Linked DNA regions of Mus musculus: region 1 is linked to region 2. A link is a loop called in an ENCODE intact Hi-C map of the cell type or tissue named here. Cell type or tissue: left cerebral cortex. All regions are shown on one strand.

The links. Peaks named below come from ENCODE experiments on the same cell type or tissue, not always from the same donor. Only the 100,000 strongest peaks of a DNase experiment are listed, where the experiment ranks them.
Region 1: it touches region 2 in a loop (2.5-fold over the local background); 3 of 42 quality-filtered maps call a loop at or near these places.

The regions. Positions count from the first base shown.
Region 1 is chr2:105,670,490-105,678,489 of GRCm38, forward strand. Pax6 (paired box 6) reads left to right here and starts at 5,255. Exons shown (of 12, transcript NM_001310144.1): 1 at 5,255-5,483. RefSeq lists an enhancer at 1,844-2,044, a promoter at 4,735-5,316 and a cis regulatory region at 4,735-4,869. In left cerebral cortex, no CTCF peak of the experiment used is centred here; DNase peaks (open chromatin) are centred at 4,254, 4,934, 5,829 and 6,173; H3K4me3 peaks cover 2,997 bases; H3K27ac peaks cover 1,724 bases.
Region 2 is chr2:105,330,970-105,338,969 of GRCm38, forward strand. All of the region lies in intron 3 of Them7 (thioesterase superfamily member 7), which reads left to right. Among named protein-coding and RNA genes, the nearest start is that of Rcn1, 64 kb to the right of the region's middle. In left cerebral cortex, a CTCF peak has its summit at 3,552 (motif pointing right); DNase peaks (open chromatin) are centred at 2,874 and 3,535.

The sequences.
Region 1 (8,000 bases), 340 kb after region 2:
TGCTGTGGTCTTACTCTGCTGCCCTCCTTGATCAGAGGGCAAATCGGATTGGTGTGTCTACTTTTTCCTCCCTCAGACTTCGTATCATTTGAATTATTGGAGAACTTAGTATTCAAATTTCCGCCAGTGCCCAGACTTGGAAAAGAAAACCAAAGAGAATCCAGCTTCCAGGGAGAGAGGGAGAGAGAAGTAAGGGAGAGAGAGAGGGAAAGGGAGAGAGAGAGAGAGAGAGAGAGAGAGAGAGAGAGAGAGAGAGAGAGAGTAAATCTTGCATGAGAACTTTCTAGTGCACTGGCAGAGATGCTTGGCCAGACCTAGAAGGACGAGTGCCTGTATTTGTGGTATTATTTTTTCTTTTGCTTCCCTTTTTCATTCCTTTTCTTTTCGGGAGGAATCTGGCTGCAGAGCCTTGATCCCAGAGTTCGGATATTCTCCCAGGTGGACCCCGATCTCCGAGGAAACAACCAGGGCTTAATCCCTCATTGCTCTGTCCCTGACTCCCAATCCCCACAAGTTTTTCCCTGATGGGGAGGCTTCAAGTCACCATCTGTGAGACTGGGTTAGGAAATGATGAAAAGCGCCAAATTGTTCTCTAATTGAAAAATACATTGTTTTTTTGGAGGAGTGTGCACTGACAAAGTATCTGGGATTTCAGCTTTTGATCCCTTGCTACTGCTGCCTCTGCTCTCCAGTCACTAATAAAACTCGCATTGAGCCCCTTAGTGCCTTGATTAACAGGCAGATTAACTCTTACTGGGGTTGGGAACAGCTTGTCTCAATCAATGTCATTTTAAAAGCCTGTCAGGATGTGCTTAGTTCGGTTCCAGGCTGCTGGAGTGAGCCAGCCCTGACATTTGCTCTCTCTTTCCCAGTCTCAAAATCCTGAGCATCAGGCCTGCACGTTTCTAGCTCCTGAACAAAACAAATGGCAGGAGTCAGTCCCTGGCCCTTCTACCAGGCAGCTGTTCAGACATATTCTATAGAGCGGTGACCTTAGCAAGCTTTTCATTTGAAGCTGAACACTTACCTCTTTAGTACTGAGGTTAGAAGAAAAGGAGACTTGAAGGAATGTCCCGGGGTTGGAGAATGGAAAGAGAACTTTTCTAGACACCCTATCTGTAAAAATCCCAAAACGATGGGATTTCAGGGTGTCCTATGCGTTAGAGACTTTGAATCTACTTTCCATATAGACAACTGTAGGATGTGGAAGAAAGGAAGCTTGAGAGTTAACTAGCCTCCTACAAGAAAGCTCTTTGCTGGGACACCCATCCGGACAATGCCGGGATTTAAGCATTTTAGGGGTGGGCTGGGAGGGAAATGGAGGGGGAGAGGTGCTGACCAATATGAAGAGAAGAGGATTGGACCCGCGAGCGCCCAGATACACTAACCATTTGGCAAGAAGAAAGGAAAGGAAAGGGCACCATGGCTTTTTCCAGTCAAGCTAAAGCCTGGAGGCGCCGCTGGGCGGTCGTTCGGCTCTCTTCTGTTTCTGTACTGTCCTGGGCTTTGGCTAGGCTAGCCGGTGAGCAGGATTCAGGCAGGTTGCTGGGGTAAGCGGAGAGAGAAAGCCCCAAGCCAGGGAGGCATCAGGAACTGGGTGGCTAGGGTGGAAGACTTTGATTTTTATGACCTTTTGATTTGTTTGCCATCCCAGAGATCCCTGGAATCCACTCTTCAGGGCCTGCAGAAAGAGACACACTTGGAGCTCTCTAAAGTGTCTCGGGTGTTTACTGAGACCTTCCTCCTCCAAAGAAATTCATCCTTGCCCTCCTCAGTGTGTCTGCAACCGCGCCTCAGCTAGGACCAGTCAAAATGGGAGTTTGGAGGTGTGGGAACACGGAATGGAGTACTGGTTGTTCTGAGGCTGTGAGGCCAAAGCACATTTCCCCAGAGAACTGGGCACTTCTTTGCCTCGCCAGGGGCCGCTCTCGGGACAGAGACTAAATGCGGTGGGTACAGGCTACCAGGGACTGTTGGGAGTGATTCTGAAGGGGCCTCCTACTTTCGCATCCATGATGGTTAGAGAGGTTCTGAACACCGTCGGGCAAACCTCGATGCCCCCAGCGCCACTCTACACCACGAGCTTTCAGTTACCCGGCCAGAGGAAAACCCGTCCTCGCACGGGTCAGAGGGTAGAACGGAGGAAAGAGTAGCAGAGTAGTAGTGAAAGGCAGCGGGGGTCGGGGGGGGGGCGCCTAAAATGCAGCTTCGCCAGCCTTTCTATTCTAACACTAACACTGGAGGACAAGCGAAATGGGCCTCCGACGGGTTGAAAGCCTCAGTTAAAATGGCGACCCGAGCGTTGTCTCCGTTTTACTAGTGCCTTGCACCTTGGTTTTAGCCTCCCTCCTTCCAGGTCTCTTCCCGACAGCAGGTGCTTGGCAGAAAAGATGATTCACCAAGGACAGGCAGAGAGAGAGAGAGAGAGAGAGAGAGAGAGAGAGAGAGAGAGAGAGAGAGTAGGAAGGGAGGGAGGGAGAGAGAGAGAGGAGAGAGAGAGAGAGAGAGAGAGAGAGAGAGAGAGAGAGAGAGAGATCCTGGCTCTCATCCCTTTCCTTAAACTTTAGAAACTTTGCCTCTTTCTGTTCCTCAGCTCCCCTCCCCAAATATTGACACACTAGAGCAGCCAAGTCCTTTCTGTTTCTTGTTTGTGCAGTTTCCAACAGTCCCACCCGAAGCCCCCATCCCCACCCAATGACGTCAGCGGCATTCATGCCAGGCTCCTAGCTTCTTCTGATTTTTTTGTTAAAACTTTTCTCTGAGGTGAGATGGGGGTTGTGGGTGGGAGAAGGGGCTGATTGAAAGAGCCAGTGCCCTGGGGGGAAATAGCAACAAGATTATGGCTGCCTCTTTCTTAGGCAAAGCTTAAGAGGGTGCTAATCCACTGGGTTGCTAATTGAGAGGTTGTAAAAATGATATTCGCCGCCTCCAATTGGGACAGTCGCTGGGCACCCCCCCCCCTCATCTTGCTTCTTTAATGCTTGCTTGAGATGTAAAAGGGGAGAAAAGGAGAATGCTGACTTCTCTGATCTGGAACTTGGACTTCAGGCAGGACTTCCTGGGAACCTCTGAAAGTCCCGGTCCTACGAAATCTTTCACTGGAGGCCGCCAACTGCAGCAGTGGCACCACCTTCTTAGCCTCTGGCCAGTGTTTCCTTCTAGCTCCGATCCAGTGCCTTAGGTCCTCCAGAGTGAGCCCAGCTAGTCAGCCACCTTTCCCAAGCTGAGGAGATGAGCAGTTTGTGCTAACCCACCTCTGGCTCGGGTTACGGAAGGCCTCTTCTGTCCCCGGAACTCTGCTAAGGCTCCTTGGGTCCTTATTGCTGGGCCCCAGGCAAGGGCTAGACTAGGATGTCCAAATCAGGCTCAGAGGCAGCCTGCAGCGTCCATCTGGCTCCAACTCCCATGGGGATTCATCAGCGCAGCCTGCCAGAGATCAACTGAGTGAGCAGACTACTGCTGGACGCTGACTTTCGGTTCTTTCCCTAAGTCAAAAAAAAAAAAAAAAAAAATCAAAGGCTTCGATGGTGGCTTTCGGCCTCCTTGCCTGATCTTTGCCAACCCCACTTCCCTTTGCTGGGTTCTGAGTGTGTTCCGGATCTCAGGCCTTCTACTTCTCGGCTCCAAGGCCCGCAGGCTGCGAGATAGCTCCGGACAGCTCAGGACAAGGCGGCTGCCTGCTCCCCTGTCACCTAAACTGCAGACTCCAAGGGACGTCTTTGGAGTGTACTGAGGTGTATCCTAATGTCCGGCATTCAACAAATGGACTTCTGGTGTGTGGTCAGGAGGGAAAAGCCATTTACTTACTGTCCTCGCCGTTTTTCTGGCAACAGTTGAAGGGGAATTGCCTCCGTGGACTGAGCTGACCCAAGAGAAGGGAGTCTTGGCGGGGATACATAAGCACCACACACAGATAACCGGTTCCTCACAACGACACACGTTGACACACCAAGAAAGCCGGCGAGGACACACACTTGCAGAATCTCTCCCAGCATTGGTCAAACCCCACCCCCACCCTCAGGCTTCCACTACTTCCCCTCCCCTCTTGTCTTCCCCTCCTTTCGATGGCTTGGAAAAGCAGCCGCACTTAGTCAACAAATGGCACGTGGGAGAAGTTGGAGAGTGTTTGGTGAGGACTCTTCAGAGCTTTTCACAAGAATCCTCTGTACACAAAGTAAGTGGCGTGTTTACTCGAGCCTCTCCAGGCTGGGGCAGTGCGTCCGCTCCGCTGAGCACGGCGGCTTCGGAAAGCAGAAAGAGAAGAAAATGCCAGCGGTGCGGGAGTGGGGTGGGGGGAAAATGGGCAGGCTCGGGAGGCCTGAGCTGGGGTGACCGCCGGGCCTCGCTGAGTTCTCGGCCTGGAGGCCCTCTTCGGGCCTAGGCATAGTTGTGCCACCATCGCCGGAGTGGGGGCTGCTGGGATCCAGGGACACTCCCGCCTCTTTTCTCTTGTTCCTAAAAGTCAGGTGGGCTAGAGAGCCGCCACCGCTGTACTTTGTGTCCTGGGGCCAAGGCCGAGGTGGACAAGGGGTGGGAAGTTAGGGTGAAATGGGGCGGAGCGGCAGGCCACTGTACAAGAAAGGACCTCGTAGAGATGGTGAAACTTGCTACCTCCACGGACTGAGAACCCCTGGCCCAGCTTGGGGTTACGGGGGCAGCATGCTTCCAGCTCAGAGGCCTCCATTAGACTGATCAAGTTCGCGGCCGCAGCGCTGGCCGCCGAAGCGCATGGAGCGGGAGACCTCGGCGAGCGCCAGAGCCTAGGAGCGGGGGGCCCAGCGCCGGAGAGAGAAGCCGGGACCCACCGGCAGAGCCGAAAACAAGTGTATTCATATTCAAACAAACCGACCAATTGCACCAGGCAGGGAGAGGGAGCATCCAATCGGCTGGCGCGAGGCCCCGGCGCTGCTTTGCATAAAGCAATATTTTGTGTGGGAGCGAGCGGTGCATTTGCATGTTGCGGAGTGATTAGTGGGTTTGAAAAGCGAACCGTGGCTCGGCCTCATTTCCCGCTCTGGTTCAGGCGCAGGAGGAAGTGTTTTGCTGGAGGATGATGACAGAGGTCAGGCTTCGCTAATGGGCCAGTGAGGAGCGGTGGAGGCGAGGCCGGGCGCCGGCACACACACATTAACACACTTGAGCCATCACCAATCAGCATAGGTGTGCTGGCTGCAGCCACTTCCCCACACTCTTTATCTCTCACTCTCCAGCCGCTGACAGCCCATTTTATTGTCAATCTCTGTCTTCTTCCCAGGGATCTGAGAATTGCTCTCACACACCAACCCAGCAGCGTCCGTGGAGAAAACTCTCACGAGCAACTCCTTTAAAATACCGTCATTTCAAACCGTTGTGGTCTTTAAGCAACAACAGGGGGGGGGGACCCAAACAACAAAAACCAAAAAAAAAAAAAAAAAAAAAAAAAAAGCCCTCAAAACTCTTGACAGGAGCCTTGACAACGACGAAAGAGAGGATGCCTCTTAAAGGTGAGTCCCGCTTCTTTCTTCTCAATTTCTTTATATTTCAATATCCTGGCAGGTCTCTCCCTCTCTTCTTTCCTCCCCTCTCGCCGGTCCCCTCCCCCACTGCTACGCCGGGAGAGTTGGGCCTGAGAAGTTTCCACGCAGGAGCCCAAACTTTCTACTTCCAGCGAAAGCCCGCGTCGGAGGGCGACGGTCCGCGCGAGCCACAACAGCGCGGATCTTCAGGCAGGCGGCTGGCTCTGCACCAGCGCAAGTGCGGCTGGAGCTCTCGGAGAGCAGCTAGGCTGCAGGGCGCCCCCGCAAACCGCAGCTCTCAGCTTCAGCGCCTCCAAAAGCTCGCGGTCAGCGCAAAGGGACGTAGAGGCTCCTCCGTGCCCCAGGCCGCGGAGAGCAGCCGCCGGCGATGCTTTTGTCCAGCCCGGGCCGAGCCAGCGCGCAAAGAGCGCCCAACCAGCCGACTCTCCGCGCCGCCTCCCGCCAGCCCGCGCTCCGGCTTTGTGCAAGATTCTCCCGGCACAGAACTGCCCGCAGCACTCGAGCACCAAAGGGTCATCGCGCCCTCCGCCAGCCGGAGCCGTCTGGATGGGCACCACGGCCGTGCGCCGGAGGCCACGAGGGACCCAGAGCGAGAGCGGGCGGTGAAAGAAGCCACTAGGCCGAGGCGGTCGGATGCGCTCTGCGAGGGAGCTCCGAGCCGATCGCAAGGACTGCCAGCTTCCATCCACCCCCCAGGGCCCTCGCCTCCAGCCTCAGCCGAGCGCTGAGCTCAGATTTGGAAACAAACGCCCTAGCTCTCCCGGCTTCCCACAACTCTATCTTGCGAAAGTTGGTGTGTTCCCTGTCCTGTGGACTCCCACCTCCAGCTCTTGGTGGGTATTTTCCCGTGTCTCCATTGACCAAGCTGTACCCCGTGTTGCCATTTCAACAAGTTTCGAGCTGGAAAGGCGGTTTGCTCCCCCTTTTCGAGTGTACTGATATTTTTCTTTGTGTGGCCTAAAGGGGGAAAAAAAAAACTACAAGAAAGCACTGGCTTTCCCTCTCCTCGGATCGCGTCCTCTCCCTGCTAATTAGTCTGAGTAATTCGAGAGCTTTTGGATTCTAAGACCCCAGGAGGAAAAGTGGCTTTTCAAAGTTCAGAAAGTTGTTGCCTCTTTCCCGGGGCAGATCTCCTCAGTCTCCCTGAGCCATAATAGCCTCGAATTTTAGCAAGTGTAATTGAGGGAAATGGAGTTGAATTTCAAGTGGAAATGCTTTCTTTTTCGAGTGCTAAAAAACCTGGCCTTTCATTAATGAGCTTTCTGAAAAGTTTAAAAACAAAGTGAATGCTCTCTCTCTCTCTCTCTCTCTCTCTCTCTCTCTCTCTCGCCATTTTGGATGTTAAACTCGAACTTGGGAAGGGCTGAGGAGATAGGATCAGAAAAACAACTGACAAGCTAAAATCCTTGAAAGCCTAGCAGGTTTACCCAAGAGCACGAATAGTTAGTTGTTGCCGCTGACGGGGAGGAGGTTGCCGCTAACCGGGAGCAGGGCTGCTGGGGATCTTTGCATATGTTTGAAGGCAATTGATGAGTTGTAATCATTTGGCCCTGGAGGGTAAACTTTGTCGCCCTAATTGCTAATTTCCAGGAAGGGCATCTGGAAGAGAGAACCCAAGCTTCTCTGAACACTTCAGCTCTGGAATGCGGGAGTAGGTTTTGAAATTTAAATAATTGAAACAATAGCATAGTGTGAGAGTTCTGGCTTGGGTTTGGGTCAGGGAGTGAGGAGGACAGAGGTCCAATGGACCTTGGAGACTCAGACCTTGTGGCCTTGGAGATTTCTGAATACTCCTTCATTCCTGATGCAGGACTATGACCCCCTCCAAGGCAATACAAAGACCTAGCCTAGGCTAGGGGTTTGGGCTGAGGCAGAGGGGTCTAGCTTCTTTAAGAATAGGTCTGCTTCCGGGTGCAGGGTGTGCCCTGCTTCCCAGGGTGCTTTCTGCACTGAGTGTTAACGACTACTTAGGTAATTAGATAGCTTCTTAGAGGAGAGGAGGGTGGGAACCGAGCAAAACCGGAACCTGAAGTGCTATCACCTTCCCACTTGCTTGGGAAACTAATCAGCTAGCTTTTGGGGGATCAGCTAGACAATTTTCTAAAATGGTATTACGGAGGTCCGAGCCGGCTTGGAGACATGAGGCTGTGTAAAAAATGTGGTTCGAGAAGAGCTTAGGAAGTTTTCTGTCGCAAACAGAATTCTCCACACACACACACACACACACCCTCCACACACACACACACACACACACACACACACACACACACACCCTCCATACACACACCCTCCACATACACCTGCTATCCTTTGCAGCTTGAGTCATATATATATATATATATATATATATATATATATATATATATGATGGACATTTTGTTCTAGGTGAGGTATCTGTTCGCGACATGATATAGATTCAGGAACTGGCCTAGAGACAGGAAGGAGACTGTAGGAGTTAACCGCAATGATGGTATCTAGTCCTTG
Region 2 (8,000 bases):
ATCCCAGCCAGGGTAGTTGAGTAGGAATGAACTGTACTCGACCAGCCGGTGGGCTACTCAGCTAACCTTCGGTGTCTCTAGATGTTGGGCATCACAGAGTGGGAAGGGCACAGTGCAAGATACTGTTCTAGCCACAAAGCAGTGTGGCTTGGCCTCTAACTTCTAACCATTAACTGAATGGCTAAAGGCAAGTGGTTCATCTTTCCAAGACCCTCTCATCTCATCTTTAAATGAAGAGGCCATGTTCCTACACCTTAGTCTGCTATGAGCGCTATGCGAGGCAGCCTACACAAAGCACTGATTAGCTATGTGTCTGGTGCCCTGAACAGACTAATAAGCAGCAACTGCTCTTTCATTTTCTGCAGCATCATCTTGATGATGCTATCTGACAGAAACAGCTTAAGGGGAGAGATATTTATTCGGGCTCAGGGTTTCAGACAGTTTTGGTCCATCGTGGCAGGGAAGGTGTGGTGGAATGTACAGTACATCTCCTGGTGGCAGATACATATGGTAGAAGCTGCTCACAGCAGAGCATGGCAGGAACCAGGGACCAGGTGTCACCTGCAAAGGTCCATACCTAGGTATCGACTTCCATCACCGGGGCCTCACCTGCTTCAGGCTCCACCCCTCCACCCAAAGCTCCATCAGCCAGGCATTCACGCCGTGAAACTGTCAGGGAGGGGTGTTTCATACTGAGACAACATGGCTATTGTTATAAAAAGAGGTTAGCACTAGGTAGTATGGGAAGACCAGAAATGGATTCTAAGGGTGTTGAGCCAAGAGAAGGCAAACGTAAACCTGAGCCCAAACCAACCAACAAACAAGCCAATCCTGCCTCACCCCACACCAGTCGAACACAGTCCTGAGACGGACACAGCATTCTCCAAAGGGTCTAGGAAAATAGTGTTTCCCCAATATAACTGTATCTGCCACTGGGGGAATAGAAATGACCACACAGAGCAGACAATTCGAAATAACAGGGCTGAAGCATGAATGTGATGTTTCTCATATAAAAAGTCTAGAGGCAGGCAGGTTGGGTTGCTATGCTGGACAGACCTCAGTCTTTCTCCCACACCGTTCTGTGATTCGACTACCACACCTCTGTCCCAGAAAAGCAGAGGAACTGTGTAAGGCTGTGATCCCAGAGTCCTCTAACCTGAGTACCACTTTCTTGCTGGATTCCCAGGAGGAAAAACCCCACTCCATGGGACTTTCAGACATTCAGGGTGATGATGAGGAGGGTCAGGGTCAGACTGCAGACTAGGATGTGGAGAGAAGAAGAGTGAAAATGTGGAGCATCAGAGAGCAAACATGAGGGAGCCACTCGCTAACACCCGAGGGCGGGAATTGTCCCTAGCTCTGGGACAGGACAAACAGCAAGAGCTCACTGCCTCTCTCCTTTTCTCAAAGCAGAACCATTCGACTGCTAGAAGTTCTAGGCTATTCAGACCAATAGGGCAGTATCATAGCTTAAAAATGCACTGCGGTTCCGTCAATGATGACGCTAAGCATCTGCTGCTGGCTTCTGGACTTCTTGTGCGCTTGCCTGCATACACTCATTCCTAAAGACAATGGGATTAGGGGCGATACTGCTTTATTCTGTGCTCTTTTAACTAAACCTTATAAAATGAACATTTTCTGTATTGATATATGTAGGTCTGCTTTAGGCTGCTGGTTACTCACAACTAGTTAACACAAGCCAGACTTACTCAATCTACTGTTGAGTGTTTCTGGCGTGTCAGGAGTTAATGCTGAGGTGAATGTCTACAGAGTTGAGTCTCTAAACACTTCTGTAATTATTTACTTGGGTGTAAATAAATAGAGTCCTAGGAATGTAGATACCTTGAAGACGTGGCTAATATGCTGGTATCCCCAACAGTTTAGAAGGCAGGGTCTCTGGGTGGACAGATCAGGTCCCTGGAGCAGCCATGTTGTGTCCAGTGGGTTTCTAACTGCTTCATCCCCTAGAGCTTTGATCTGTTGTGGCAGTGGGGTCTGCAGACTTGTATCATGTGGTTAAAAAAAAAAAAATCAGGAAGTAATGAGATGAGGGAGGAGAGATATGGTCAGCATGTGACCCCCCCCCCCCAAGCGCGTGACACAATAGTACTAGCCCTTCAGTGAAATGGTGTGAGGGAACCGTATTCACATCAGAACCAACCAGGCAGAGTGTAATGGAGAGATACAGAGACTGAAGGTACTCAGTGAGATATGGCTGCTGCTTTAGAAACCTCGTCATTACAGGGGTGGAAACCCCGACTTGCTTCCTGCTGGACTGAGTCCTAAGGATTCTGTACCCACCCAGCTTCCAGGAAGATCGTCAGAGCATCTGTCTGGCCCACGCTGGCACAGATCCCTACGGAGCTGGCTTCACCAGATCTTAAAGCTTCCCACCTTTCATGGAGCTCTGACGTAAGAAGCCCTTTCTGAAGACCTCTGTACCTTTCACTAGACTGTCATTAGATGTGGTGACAGTCCTCCTACTCGGTGGCCTTTCTCTAAATGACTGTATATCAGTTGCTCTCACAGTTTAGCACAAGGAAGGAAACATGTCTATCCGGTTAAGCACGTTATTTAAGACAATGAGATAAAGATAAATATATATTAAAGGGCACTTAGCATTTTCCCTTTGTGTGCTAGGAAGCTCAGAATTAGATTCGTTTTGTGAATATGGTAATTACCTTACCCTTTTCCTGTTTTTTCTTTCTCCGTATATTTGACTCTGACATGTTTGAATAGCATGAGCTGCCTGAGATACGTACTTTTAGGGAATTGGCTGGATGTGTCCTGTGATTGAATCTTAAATGAAGCAATCCCATCTTGCCTGAAAAGCAGAAAACGTACTTTCCCATGCTTTCCCACGCAGCCCCAAAGCCTCTCTCCGGTCCCTTCGGTCCGGCTTCTGGCTGCGGCACCTAGCCTGCCTTTCTGTCAGTCCACCCTGGCCAGCTTGCTCAGAAAGCAGCGTTCTCTCCGAGTTCCTCTGCCTCTGTTCTCTGGCCCTTTTGGCTTGAGATGTTTTCTATCGTTTCTATATTTCAAAGCTTTGTGGTAAATAATCAATTCAAACCAGCACCGAGTCTCTCTTTCTGTAATTCTAAAAACCCATTAAATTATATTGTTGGGAGGAAACAATAGCTGTGCTAATCACGCTCTGTGCATGCGAATCTTAATTTCCCCAGAGGCCTGAATATGAATTTTTACTAACATGTTAATTTTGTGTGTTAATCAGTAGCTGTAGGCCGAATGAATGGATTGACTATGTAAAACTGTTTGATATTGAAACAACTCCTTTTGACCCCCTCAAATTGGCTTCATTCCCCTAAAGACGGTTAAAGTTAATTAAGCACTCAATAGGTTTATGGTGTTTAAATTAAAATATATTACTCCTCATTGTGTAGTCATCAAGTGAGAAAGACATCCTCCTCCTGGCTGCCTGGCTGGCTAATGGGCTTATCAAAATTCATGATGTAATAAGAAGGCCGACAAGTGCATATGAGAGTCTGGCTGTCACTCAAGGAAAAACACTGACCATCTTTTCCCACTAGAGGGCAGAAGAAAGCCACAAATGGCCACACTGGCGCTGTAGTCTGAGGAATTGGAGGAGGATAGCCCCTCAAAGGCATTTGTAAACAAAATATTTTGTTACCATCCCCGCCCCCACCCAGTGCATAGCCCTGTCCCAGTTTGCCCAGTTCCTCCTCTTCCCTGTCACATGGTCTACCTCCTCGGATGCCCTTGTGACTGTAAATTAACAGGAAAGGGTTGGAGAGATGGCTTCAGGGTTAAGAGCACTTGCTGTTCTTGCAGTGGGCCCAGGTTCAGTTCCCAGTACCCACACCAGGTCACCAAGTGACTCACAGTTCCAGGCTGTTTGATGCTATCTTCTGGCCTCCAAGAGCACCTGTTAAACACACACACACACACACACACACACACACACACACACACACACGTTTTTGGTTTTGTTTTTTAACTATCAGCAGGATAAGGCAGAAATTAGGCCTACTGACTCACAGGAGAGCTATCACTGCTTCCTATGTGAGGATAATTTGTCAGTGAACTTTTTGTTGTGGTGAGCAGCTAGAAGCCCTATGCTCCCAAGATAACGGCTGGTCAGGTCTAGCACAGAGAAAACATGTAAAATGACATTTAGCTCTTCTGTCCAGAAAGACACATGGAAGCTGTCACTGAGCCTCTCTGGGGCTGAGGTCTAGCCAGTGGAGTTAGCTTTTCCATAGCAGAGAGGCAGTGTTTCATGCAGAGCCGAAACTGATGGCTGAGATGACAGTGGGAACAAAAACAGCCACTGTGCATAGGACCCAGGCGAGCTCTCCAAACCACCAGCCCCTCCTCTGTCCAGCAGATTAGATGGTTGCCCGTGGTTATTTTTAGATATAAGACTGTTAATAAGGATTATTAGAGGCTTCAAAGAATTCTGGTTAATGAATCTTTGACTTGCTTTTCTTAGGTTTGTTTAAAAACAATCATACTTTTATCCAGTCTTAAGTTTGTGTCTCTTTCTCTTTCCCTGTGTGTGTGTGTGTGTGGGGGGGGGGTGTCCTTTAAGGGATCAGCAGTCATGAGTGTCAGACAATGGGAGGGCAAGGTGACAGAACAATTAAATAAACTCAATACAAGCAGAGCTTGGAGGACACCAAGTTATAAGACTCCATGTTTGAAGTTAGCACCATGCCCAACATCAGAGGAAGCCAATCACATACACAAGCACTGAAGGTCCCTGCCATCACCCATCTCAACTACAAGAGAGGTTCTGAGTTTCAAAACATTCCAGTTGGAAAAAAAGACGGCCCATGACCAAGACAAAGCAGCCAGGAAAGAGAACTGCAAAGCCTCCAGTTGGTTGCTGTCTGGCTTGGAAGGCTTCCATCTGAACTCTAATGGGGTTTTGTCCTGTTTGTGTCGGTGAGGTCAACCACCCAGTGAAAGCCACTATTGAGCCTTGGGCTCTGCTCTTCAGAGGCTAGACTCAAGGCCAAGGTCTGTGTGAGGGAAAAGTCCCCAACCCAAAGCTGTAAAGGGGTCTGGCATGTACCCACACTCTGGGTGACCCAGAAGAGTCTTCAAGGCATGATGGAGCAGAGGGAGGAACGGGAGAGTAAGAGGCAGAAGGCAGAAGGCAGTATCGCCGCAGGAGGGGAAGGTGGCCATCCTGACCTCTAGGACCTAGCCTCCAGGGACCTGCCTGGGGGGGCTGAGAGAGAGACTTGGGGATCAGAACCCCCCCTCTCTAGATCCTTCCTCAGCAGGCACTCAGGAACCTACCTGCCCTGGACAGTTTTCATCTGGGGATTGGAAATACCAGATCTTGAAGAAACTGAGTCACAAAACCTTAGCAAACCAGCCAGGCATTGCTCTGCAAATCTCAGAACCCAACCAGGCAAGGGCCACTGGGGAATGGCTGACTGTGGGCGTGGGGATCCTGAACAATTGTTACCACCTGTGCTTAGGGTCAGCCTCCCAGCTTTCTCTCTAGACTGACTCCCACGGGCTCCTTTGACCACAAACCCATGGACAGAGCCATCTCATTCACTGGGTTAACATGACACCCCCGCCCCCAGATCATCCTCTCTTTCTTAAAGTTAACCAGTAACTGGCCTTTGTGCTGCCCTGCTTCTGTAAGAGGAATTTCCCCAGCAGTTCTCTCCGGAAGCACTTCTGATGTGTGTTTCCTTTCTCCCAGTCTATAGAAAACCTTTCATGTCCCTTTGTGTCCCCTCACTTCCCACTGCCACGGGGAATGTGCCTCGCTTTTTTCTCTGTACCGCTGATAGGGCTTTAGACGTTCCTCTCTAGACACTTCTCTGACAGTCAAATGGCCCAGGAGATTTAGGGCTCCTCTAACAAGCTGTGCTTTCTGGTGACTCTCTGGGGGAGGAGTGGCAGCCAGAGAGTGGGAATAATTACATCTGAAGTTTGTTAGTTATTCATTTGTGCAGTTTTCTCCCTTTGTGTGGCGTTCTCCATGCTCGCCCCCCCCCCAATCCACCCCCCCATAAGCTCACAGAAGGACCAGTAAACGGCAGAAAGCCTACGGAACCAATTGGCTGGAAAAGAAAAGACAATTGGAATCTCAGCACGTCAAGGCGTCACGGCACCCACTTAAGCTAAACAGATTTACAAAGTTCCGCAGAAAAATAACTGTGCGATTTACTAGAGGATTTTCTACACAAAGTTTGTTATTGATTTTCATTATATTTTATACACTACATGCTCCCTTCAAGACTTAGCCTAACCTGATCACAACCTTTTCACCCATATGGGTCAGAGGTGCCATTAGGTCAAATTCAAGGCTGTAGGGCTTCAGGGCCTGCAGTCTGTAGCTTAGGCAAGCTCTGATATAGCACCCTTCTGGTGCCATCTCTCCTAATTTGTGTGCTTAATTGACAGCTTGTTAACAGTTCATTAGGAACACTGAAAACCATGTGGCAAAAACAGATCTATCTAGCAGAGAATATGCAGCCCTTGTTTACTTGAAAAAAATAAATGCCAGGAACAAAACACGGAAGCCGCTCTCAGCCTCCCTTGAAAATGACGTTCCTCCATCCCTAAACGCTGAACTCCCTCCTGGCTGAGCCTCTGATCTGGCAGACTGGGAACCCATGGGCTTGTGAGGGGACATCACAAGGATCCTGAGGGCGGCAAAAGGAATACTCATCCATCCGTGAAGACAGATGGACCACCTTGGAGGCCCTGGGGACTGGGGCTGCCAGAGTGCCTCTAATCTTCCCGGCCCCCAACCCCCACTCACCCCATGTCTCTGGAGACGTTTGTGGGAACTTCAGGTGAAGCCAGCTGCAACATAGCACCCTTTGCCATGCCCTGCAGGGGAACTCACTCCCCCCTCTTCTTCACCCTCATCACTCCATCTGCTGGGTAAGACCACAGCATACTGCAGTTGCTAAGGAGTCATATAGTGGCCCTTGTGATTTCTCCATCCCCATCACTGGGAAAACCCAGGTTGGAGTCATTGCTTTCTCGTGGTCTCCAGACATGGCATTCTCAACCACTCCCTCGCCTCTACCACCACCTCCTCCTCCTCAGTTCTAGCCACTTAGAGGACTTACGGAACACATCAAAATATCTTAGCCTGATCTGCAAACTGTGTGGATGTCAAGAATTCTCTGACAAGAATTCGATCTGATTTCATTGCATCCAGTGTACCGAGGACCTACTTTGTCTGGAGACATGTGCACACACTCGTGAGCAGGCTCTGCCTCGGTAGATGTCAATGATTATTAATTACAGTAATTGCTACAGATTATAAACTTGGGAAGAGTGTTCCATCTTTTAAATAAATGTGGTGTTTTTAAGCTCCCTGGAGCAGAAAGTCGCTGAGGAATATACTCCAGCATCAAGAATTCGTCTTCTTCTTCTTCTTCTTCTTCTTCTTCTTCTTCTTCTTCTTCTTCTTCTTCTTCTTCTTCTTCTTCTTCTTCTTCTCCTTCTCCTTCTCCTTCTCCTTCTCCTTCTCCTTCTCCTTCTCCTTCTCCTTCTCCTTCTCCTTCTCCTTCTCCTTCTTCTTCTTTTTTTTTCAGAATGTATCATTAACTTTGTTAGCCTTTAAGTCCTTTATGCACATGGGGCAGGCCTATCACGAGGAGGAACTTATGGGGGGAAAAATCATGTAAAGGATGTTTCAGAAATTGACCCCCAAGCTTCCAGAAGTCGTTTTACTAAATGTTAGAGATATGTTCAACCTCATTCTCTCTAACCTTTACCTATACAGTCTGTGTTAGCGAGCTGATAACCCGAGCTTTCTTCATTAAAGATGTCTGCATTTTTTTTTTTTAACTTTTACGAAACATTGACGTCTTCCTATCCCTAGTTAATGTGCAGGCTTCAGCTAGAGAGATCTTGGAGAACCCTCCCAGGAAGGGTGGAGTGCCAGGTGGGATTTGTCTAGCCGAAGGAGTCCCACCATTATGACAGTTCTTTGGGCTGGTTGAAATTAATTTGGGGTAACATGGTTGAAGCTA